Linked DNA regions of Homo sapiens: region 1 is linked to region 2. Evidence: read pairs that join two places in POLR2A ChIA-PET (ENCODE). Cell type or tissue: K562. All regions are shown on one strand.

Region 1 (5,000 bases), 160 kb after region 2:
GGTTCATGCCATTCTCCTGCCTCAGTCTCCCAAGTAGCTGGGACTACAGGCGCCCGCCACCATGCCCAGCTAATTTTTTTTTTCTTTTTTATATTCTTAGTAGATACGGGGTTTCACCGTGTTAGCCAGGATGGTCTCGATCTCCTAACTCGTGATCCGCCCGCCTCGCACTCCCAAAATGTTGGGATTACAGGCGTGAGCCACTGTGCCTAGCCAAGCATCCACATTTTTACGTGACCATTTGCTTTGATTTCAAATAAAAGTAAGTGGATGTTGGCTGGGCACAGTGGCTCATGCCTATAATCCCAGCACTTTGGGAGGCCAAGGTAGGTGGATCACTCGAGGCCAGAAGTTTGAGACCAGCCTGGCCAACATGGTGAAACCCCATCTCTACTAAAAATATAAAAATTAGCCAGGCATAGTGGAGTATGCCTGTAGACCTAGCTACTCGGGAGAGGCTGAGACATGAGAATCACCTGAACCTGGGAAGCAGAGGTTGCAGTGAGCCAAGATCACATCACTATACTACAGCCTGGGCGACAGAGCAAAACTGTCTCATAAAAAAAAAAAAAAAAAAAAAGGCCAGGTGCAGTGGCTCACACCTGTAATCCCAGCATTTTGGGAGGCCGAGGCAGGGGGATCACCTAAGGTTGGGAGTTCGAGACCACCCTGACCAACATGGAGAAACCCCATCTCTACTAAAAATACAAAGTGGTGGCACATGCCTGTAATCCCAGCTACTTGGGAGGCTGAGGCAGAATTGCTTGAACCCGGGAGGTGGAGGTTGCGGTGAGCCGGAGATCGTGCCATTGCACTCCAGCCTGGGCAACAAGAGCGAAACTCCATCTTAAAAAAAAAATAATAAGTGGATGTAGTGCAATGGGTAAGAGCCTTGGCTCAGGAGCCAGGCCAGCCTGGATTCACATCCTGGCTCTCTGGTTATGAGCTTTTGGATCTTGGCCAGTCACCTCAACTTTTCTAAGCCTCAGTTTCCTCATCTGGAAATTGGGGATAATAACTACTTAATAAGGGCTGCAGTGAGAATTAGGAAAAAGATACATGACAATAACACTGCTAGGTACACGGCAAATGCTCAATAAATGAGAGACAGTATTATCATTAATAGTGAATCCAACTGCTAGATAAATTATAAGTAGGCTGGACGTGGTGGCTCACGCCTGTAATCCCAGCACTTTGGGAGCCTGAGGCAGGAGAATCGCTTGAGCCTAGGAATTCAAGGCTACAGTGAGCTATGATGACACACTGTACTCAAGCCTGGCTGACAGAGTGAGATACTCTCTGAAAGAACAAAACAAAAATAAAAATTATGGGTAAGGAAACTGAGGTCCAAAAAAGGTGTCTTGACCAAGATTTTTAGCTTGTTGGTGTCAGAGTAAGAACACAACCCACATCCTCTGACTTCTAGTACAGCTTAGCACAATCCGTTGTTAATCTATGCTCTAGAAGCAAGGTGAAAGGAAGCTGATTCAAGACAAGAGACTTCAAGAATCACAGCTCTCCCAAATCTGAAAGGAGTGAAAAATCTTTGGAGATCCCTACAGGCAAATGTTTGAACTCCTGTGCCTCAAGGGCAGCATTTGCCTCAAAGGGGTTCAATCTGGTATTATCTCATTTTTTTAGTATTATGGGAAATAGATACTTAGGTATCTGTGATCAGAATCTCAGGATACACTGATGAAACAAAAATGTGAAATTGAATTATTAATACTTTATTGTGAGATATGGGTAGATCCAGGTCTAGGTTTGGAGGGAAAAAAAAGAGATAAGGTTTCTAACAGAAAACTGGGGTTAAATTAAGTAACAGTTCTTTGGAAGTGCCAGCCATCCCCCCACCCCAACTCCCCAAATAGGTAACGGAATATCACCTACAAAATGAATACCATTTTGTAGAATGGCCTTAATCAAATGTTACTTGAATGCCATAAATGTTGGAGCCCTAATTTTACCTTACCTCTGTCAAAATTATATTGCTGGGAGATGATTTCTCCCCAGTATTTAGCACACTCAGCAGATAGCTTCTTTGGTTTGTCTAGTCGACGAATTGCTAATGCCTGAATGTGTTTTTGGAAGGCCTCTTCTGTCATGTCCTCTATGGACTTTTCCATGGTAATTAAGAAAGCTTCCACTCTGCTTTCTAGGTAGTGAGGTGGCTTTTCTGACTGGATGATGAATCTCAAGCCCTGTATGCCATTAGCTCGACGTGGCCCGCTGAAGACGATATAGCCTGAAACACAGACATCAGCCAGTCATGACCGTGGCATTTGAGACCTGGGTCATTTTTAATCCTTCAAAAACTAACCTGTCTGAGCAAATAAAATCTAGTTTAAGGTTTTAGAGTATTCACCTCTTAAAGAAATATGAGCACTTAAGATGGTTTCAGTTCCTAAGGACAGAGCAGAAGAGCTCTCTGAAGAATTACAAAGTTGGAGATGACTTTTTCTTCTTCTTAGGAAAAAAATCCTATTCATTATTCAAACTCCCATCTTGTCACTCCTCACTCTCTGTGAGTTAATCCTCTTCAATCTATGCTAAAGTTACTCCCAGAATATAAAATGCTGGACTCATTTTCATCCCTTAGTGACAGTCCTAGCTGTGTTTCCTTTAACATCCAAGTTCCGCATATGAACACGGCTCTCCTACTGTATTTCTTGTTAGATAATCCATTCCTGAACCAATTAATTCAGAATGCAACTCTCTAGAGATCAAGCTAACTAAAAGTCATACTTCCATGTTATCTCATGAGGACATGCACTACCTTCCTTCAACACCTTTTCAAAACCAAGCTCTTGGCTTATCTCCTTCAGCTGCCCTGCCCTGATCTACCACCTCCAACAGCTGTGGTGCCTCTGGGTCTCACTTCTGAGGAAGTTTCTATCTTCAACATAGCCATTCACAGTTTGATTTTCTTTGAGATGGAGTCTCGCTCTGTCACCCAAGCTGGAGTCAAGTGGCACGATCTCCGCTCACTGCAAACTCTGCCTCCCGGGTTCAAGTGATTCTCTGCCTCAGCCTCCTGAGTAGCTGGGATTACAGGCATGCACCACCACGCCCAGCTAATCTTTGTATTTTTAGTAAAGATGGGGTCTCACCATGTTGGCCAGTCTGGTCTTGAACTCCTGACCTCAGGTGATCCACCCGCCGCAGCCTCCCAAAGTGCTGGGATTATAGGCGTGAGCCACCGTGCCCGGCCAATAGTTTGAGCTCTTATAATAACATTTACCATGCTGTACTAAAATTATTCCTTTACAGGCCTGCCATCCTGATTTGACTGTGAGCTCCTCGAAAGGAAGGACCATCCAGAGCATCCATTTTCCATGTCCAGCACCTAGCACAATGGGTATTTAAACAATGATGGGTACTTGGAGAGACTCATCCTTTTTTCACTGGTTCCTTTCTGTCATTACTGGGGCTTCTTTGAGCTTCTTTCCTCATTGATCAAATCTGCCAGTACCTCAAGACTTTTAACAGTATCTAAAACTGGGAACACTTGCTGTGCCTTCTGTATGTCCCAGGCTTGGGATATAAAGACGAATGAGAGATAATACCTGCCCTCAAGGAACTCAGGCTTTAGTGAATCTAAGCTCCTCTGGATGGCTCATTTCTCATCTTGCTACCCATAAGCTTGTCCTTAGTATCCTTTTCCCCCACCTAAAATGCCCTCTTTATTGACATGTATGTAATATGCAGTATCATCTCATAAATAATTGCTTTAATGTCCATAAGATAGTGATTGCTTATCTTTTAGAAGTGGATTCTCTGTAATAAGGTTTTCTCAAGTCTCTCTAAGTAGACCATGCCTGATATACAGTGTTAGGTGAAAATGTGGAAAATGTTTTACAGGGAAAATAATTCATCAAAGTCTACAGTACCCTGCTATTTCCCCACTTTCCTCTCACCCAACTGCTCCTTGGTGCGCAGGGTGTTGAAGCAAGGTTCCGAGATAATCTGACAGAAGAGCTCCAGAAACATATTCTCTGAGGTGCTTTGCATGTCTGTTTGGTAGTATATCTCGATGCCACAGTTATTGTGAACTTCATTTCTCTGCTGATAAACAAACCATCCTCCTAGGAAGTTTCAAAAAGACAGCAGCAAGTTCAAAAACTTATTTGGGGTTTAATAAAGTCAATGCTATGTCTGCCCACACTTACAGATGATAATTTAGACATTAATAGAAAAGGGAGGTAGAGAAGCCTGGAGTTGTATTTCATTGATTTCACTTTTCTGATCATGTCCAACTTTGACCAACAGTCAAACTTACTAATTATAAATTGGCAGCACTAAGTTCCCTCTCATCAGAAGGAGGGGAGCCAGTGCCATGGCTCACATTTATAGTCCCAGCTACTTGGGAGGCTGAGGCGGGAGGATCACTTGACCCCAGGAGTTTGAGGCTGCAGTGAGCTGTGAGTATACCACTGCACTCCAGACCAAGACACAGAGTGAGACCCTGTCTCAAAAAAAAAAAAAAAAAAAAAAGCAGAGAGAGAGGAACGTGGCCTGTAAGCCTCTCTCCCTCACCCACCTCACATCCTTCTAGCCTTTTTGTACTTTTTTTTTTGAGACAAAGTCTTGTTCTGTCACCCAGGCTGGAGTGAAGTGGTGCCATCTCAGCTCACTGCAACCTCCGCCTACTGGGTTCAAGCAATTCTCTTGCCTCAGCCTCCTGAGTAGCTGGGACTATAGGCATGTGCCCCCACACCTGGCTAATTTTTCTATTTTTGGTAGATACGGGGTTTTGCCATGTTGGCCACGCTGGTCTTGAATTCCTGACCTCAGGTGATCCGCCTGCTTTGGCCTCCCAAAATGCTGGGATTACAGATGTAGGCCACCACGCCTGGCCCTTTTCTTTTTTTTTTTTTGAGACGGAGTCTGGCTCTGTCACCCAGGCTGGAGTGCAGTGGTGCAATCTCGGCTCACTGCAACCTCCATCTCCTGGGTTCAAGCAACTCTCCTACCTCAGCCTCCCAAGTAGCCGGGATTAC
Region 2 (5,000 bases):
AGTGAGCTGAGATTGCACCATGCCACTGCACTCCAGCCTGGGCCACAGAGCAAGACCCTGTCTCAAAAAAAAAAAAGAGATCATATTCTTTAGCCTGTCCTTCAGGACACTCACCATTATTCACAGACCATTTATTATGCTCCCTATTATGTTTAAGATATGCCGTACATAGCTGGCACCAACTGCCTTTTTAAAGCCTTTCTTCTCTTTATGAATAAGTGTATAAGTACCCAAGTCTTTTGCCCAAGCCAAACTGGCTTGCGCACTTTCTTCCAAACATAAGGTGGTTTTTGTTTTTGGGTTTTGTTTGGCATCTTTTCTTTCAAAGCTCTACCCATTTTTCAAGACCTAGTTAGGTTCTGCCTTGTTTATAATGCTCTTCTGACCATGTCTGCAGAAATATTTTTCTCTTCTTCTCCAGACTCATGTAGCAGTTCATCTTCAGTGCCTCCTAATTCTTTTTTTTTTTTTTTTTTGAGGCAGAGCCTTCACTCTGTTGCCCAAGCTGGAATGCAGTAGTGCAACCTTGGCTCACTGCAGCCTCCGGGTTCAAGCGATTCTCATGCTTCAGCCTCCCAAGTAGCTGGGATTACAGGTGTGTGCCATCATGCTCAGCTAATTTTTTGTATTTTTAGTAGAAACAGGGTTTCACTGTTTTGGCCAGGCTGGCCTTGAACTCCTGGTCTCAAGCAGTCCTCCCCACTCAGCCTCCCAAAGTGCTGGGATTACAGGCATGAGCCACCACGCCTGACCTGCCTCCTAATTCTTTACATGCCGTAGTTCACATAGATGACAATATTTATATGGCCCATTGGAGTAAACTGAAAGGGATTTGCCTCTCTGGAGGAAGCACATTATGGCTGCTTTAAAGTACCTTAGTAAAATGAAACACGTATTTTTTGTACTGCTGTAATTTTCTAAGAAATGGGAAATGTAAATGTGAATTTTTCTCTGAATACACTATACATAGGGCAGCATGGTGCAGTGAAAAAAGCTGATGATTTGGAGTCATGGCCCAGGTTGCATCCATGCCTCTCTGCTTACTGTGTGGCCTTGGCCAGATCACTTAACCTTTCTGGGCTTTTGGTTCTTGTTTAAGATGGGATTAATTGTGCTTTCAGAGTTTATGAACATCAAAGACAAAAGGCACGGCATGAATATACTATACTCAATAAATGATTGCTCAGTATTCGTGGGGAATTGGTTCTGGGACCTCCCAAGGATGCCAAACTCTGTAGATGCTCAAGTCCCTGATATAAAATGGTGTAGTATTTGCATATAACCTATGCACATCCTCCTGTACACTTTACGTTCTCTCTAGATTACATATAATACCTAATACAGGCCGGGTGCAGGGGCTCACGCCTGTAATCCCAGCACTTTGGGAGCCTGAGGCAGGCGGATCATCTGAGGTCAGGAGTTTGAGACCAGCCTGGCCAACATGGTGAAACCCCATCTCTACTAAAAATACAAAAAAATTAGCTGGGCATGGTGGCACACACCTGCAATCCCAGCTACTTGGGAGGCTGAGGCAGGAGGATCGCTTGAACCCGGGAGGCAGAGATTGCGGTGAGCTGAGACCACGCCATTGCACTCCAGCCTGGGTGACAAGCAAGACTCTGTCTCAAAAAAAAAATACCTAATGCAGTGTAAATGCTATGCAAATAGTTGTTATACTGTATTGTTATGAAATAATAACAAGGAAAAGTCCCTCCATGTTCAGTACAGACTCTTTTTTTTCCAAATGTATTTTACCTGAGATTAGTTGAATGAACAGATGCAGAACCCTCAGTTGGAGGGCTGACTGTATTCTCACCTTTTCTTTTTGGTAATGTGTCATGATTGTGGTTATATGTCTTTGATAGATCCAGGTACTTTAACTTCCATTCCACTAGGATGAACGGACATATTAGTCTCCCTAATAGTGTGCTTTCTGTTTCACAATTCTTGGGTGTGACACTTTTAATCCTGAGACAAAATAAGCAACACGTAGTTTTCTTTTTTCTTTTTTTTTCTTTTTTTTTTTTTGAGACGGAGTTTTGCTCTTGTTGCCCAGGCTGGAGTGCAATGGCACGATCTCGGCTCACTGCAACCTCCGCCTCCCGAGTTCAAGCGATTTTCCTGCCTCAGCCTCCTGAGTAGCTGGGATTACAGGCATGCACCACCACACCCGGCTAATTTTGTATTTTTAGTAGAGACGGGGTTTCTCTATGTTGGTCAGGCTGGTGTCCAACTCCTGACCTCAGGTGATCCACCCACCTCGGCCTCCCAAAGTGCTGGGATTATAGGCGTGAGCCACCGTGCCCGGCCTAACATGTAGTCTTTTTCTTTGTCAAATAGAGCCCTCCTTACATTAACCACAGTATGAATCTCCAAACTTGTTCTAAATTGAGGAGTGCTTGTTCTCTTTCCTTAGAGCAGTCATGTAAATACACTATTATGGCACCATATATAATACAACAGCAGCAATTTAAAGCTTATTCCACGCTTGCTTTCTATATTCTCACTCTTCTATTCTGCTACATTCCAATTTTCATCACAGTGATTTCTCAGGCAGGAGTCTGATTTCCCAGAATTTCCTAAGAATCCAAAAGAAACACCTGCAGTTTGAGTCTGCAAAGGCTTTACTACCAGCTGTTTTTTAAGTTACTGTACCTATCTTGCTTAATTTAGTGCCAGTGAGAAACTATCTTTTTGATAAATAAAGCCCCCCTCACTTTTTTCTACATACTTTAAAAATAATTAACCTGTTTGATCAGATAGACTGTAAATTAGTCACAAATGAACCCTGTGAAGTGAGATTGTCTTTGTTATTCATCCTTTCCCAACTGGTTTGTAATATCTAGCTTCATCTTAAAATCTTTCTGCTCCAACCACATTGGTCTATGAATATATGTTCATTTCCATCTCTAAGCTTGCTTACTCTGTTTTTCTTCAAATACCTTTTCTTTCCACTCTAACTTGAATTCTCATCTGTAGTTATTTCCTTTTCTTGAAACCTCAGCTGTTTCATCCTGTTTCTTGGTCTCTCATCACATTTCTGTATTAAGGTTTCTAACAACTTTTCTTGGCACTTAATGCTTGGTATAGTGGTTTTTTTGTGATCCTCGTATGCATGTTTGTTCGTTAACTAGACTGGAAGTTCCTTACATGTAGTTCCTTGTGGCATCAAATAATGAATGTACTTATTAGGTACTCAAGTGGATTTAGGAGGAGATCTTGAATAATGTTAGATTTAGGGCAATTTTGTCATGTATATTCCTTAAACTGTTTATAAATTTTACTGTTTACTCTTTATTAGTTTACTATATAACTGGCAAAAACCATCATAATTTTAAAATCACATGGAATTATATTACCCATACCAGTAAGACTATACATCTGTTCTTAGGAATAAGTAATAGTCCTTAGATTTGTCTAGTTTAGTTCTCTTCTGTTGTCTTCATATAATGACAGTGATTTGTTCTTTGTTCCCTGAACCAATCATGATACTTCCCAGATCTCCTTTTGCTTTGTAAATGAATATGCCCCAACTTGGTGAATAGGATGGTGTAGGAGTAACATCAGCAAGTAGGTGGCATTTAGAAAAGCTACCAGAAGGGTAATAAGGGTGAAAGAAAATGAATTGAAAGGGTTTAAATGAATCTTAAGATCTTAAGTAGTGGCGTGGCCTGTTGAAAAATTGGGGAAATGACTAGGAATCCAGAACATTTTCCACTGAATGCCAGGGTGCCAAGTAGAATTGCTTTATGTGCTAATGGTAAGAAAACTGCATCCATAAATTTTAGGAACTTGAATGGAAAGCTGACACCATCACTGTCATCATTGTCAATGTTGTTATTGCTAGTGGTCATATGGAGGTTATATATGTGCTAGGCAATTTTTAAGCAGTTTCTTAATCACATGTTTAATCTTTTACAATAGGGGACCTTAACATAAAACATTTTTTATGCTAAAACTCCTTTGGTGGTCTGGTTAAGCCTATGGGTTCCTTCTCAGAATGTTTTTGAAAGAATAAAACAAAATATATAGGATTAGAAATGAAACCAATTATATTGAAGTACAGCTATCAAAATATTAAAAGCCTAAAATAGTAATATGAACTTTAACACATTAAAATACAAGATTTATCAGTTGGCCTGATAACATTTAGCTCATTGTAATTTGAAATTAGTTATTTCGGGATCTCTACAGCTGTAAAGTAATATGAAAATTTCTGGTTGCTATACTCATTTCTAATTGCTGTGCTGCTAATATTACTGTGGTTTGCTTGCACTCATTATTGAAGAAAAGCTACATTTTATTTAGAGCTTAGCAAAAATAAACGTGATGGTTTTTCTCCCCTCATTCAGATTTACCGATCCCCACCCCCTAAGTTTTTCATGGACCCCAGATTAAGAACCCCTGCTTTGCAACAACTCTGTGAAAGAGATTCTATCATTAAACCTATGTAGTTAGCAGGGGTTTGAACCCAGACAATCTGGCTCCAAAGTCCAGGTTCTTTAACCAGCTAGAATATCCTGAATTCGCATTATCTTTTTCCCCAAATTAATTTAACCTTGTTTCCTTAGGAAAAAATACCTTAAGCATTTTACTTATTGTTTAAAATTAAAAACCAAATAATTTAAAAATGTTTACAGTGAGCATAAAACAATTTGATTTCTATGTTACGGTGAGTTAAGAATATTTACAGGGCCAGGCACGATGGCTCACACCGGTAATCCCAGCACTTTGGGAGGCCTAAGCAGGCAGATCACAAGGTCAGGAGATGGAGACCATCCTGGCTAACAAGTGAAACCCCGTCTCTTCTGAAAATACAAAAAATTAGCCAGACGTGGTGGCACGTGCCTGTAGTCCCAGCTACTCGGGAGGGTGAGACAGGAGATTTGCTTGAACCTGGAAGGCAGAGGTTGCAGTGAGCTGAGATCGCACCACTGTACTCCAGCCTGGACAACAGAGCGAGACTCCGTCTCCAAAAAAAAAAAGAATATTTACAAAGG

Evidence for each region. ChIA-PET counts read pairs that join two places held together with the same protein. Peaks named below come from ENCODE experiments on the same cell type or tissue, not always from the same donor. Only the 100,000 strongest peaks of a DNase experiment are listed, where the experiment ranks them.
Region 1: POLR2A ChIA-PET joins it to region 2 with 6 read pairs; 4 of 35 experiments call an interaction of 5 or more read pairs at or near these places.

The regions. Positions count from the first base shown.
Region 1 is chr10:92,461,759-92,466,758 of GRCh38, forward strand. It overlaps IDE (insulin degrading enzyme), which reads right to left. Exons shown (of 25, transcript NM_004969.4): 20 at 3,918-4,085; 21 at 1,973-2,245. Among named protein-coding and RNA genes, the nearest start is that of IDE, 110 kb to the right of the region's middle. In K562, no CTCF peak of the experiment used is centred here; a DNase peak (open chromatin) is centred at 2,823.
Region 2 is chr10:92,300,434-92,305,433 of GRCh38, forward strand. All of the region lies in intron 1 of MARCHF5 (membrane associated ring-CH-type finger 5), which reads left to right. Among named protein-coding and RNA genes, the nearest start is that of MARCHF5, 12 kb to the left of the region's middle. In K562, no CTCF peak of the experiment used is centred here; no DNase peak of the experiment used is centred here.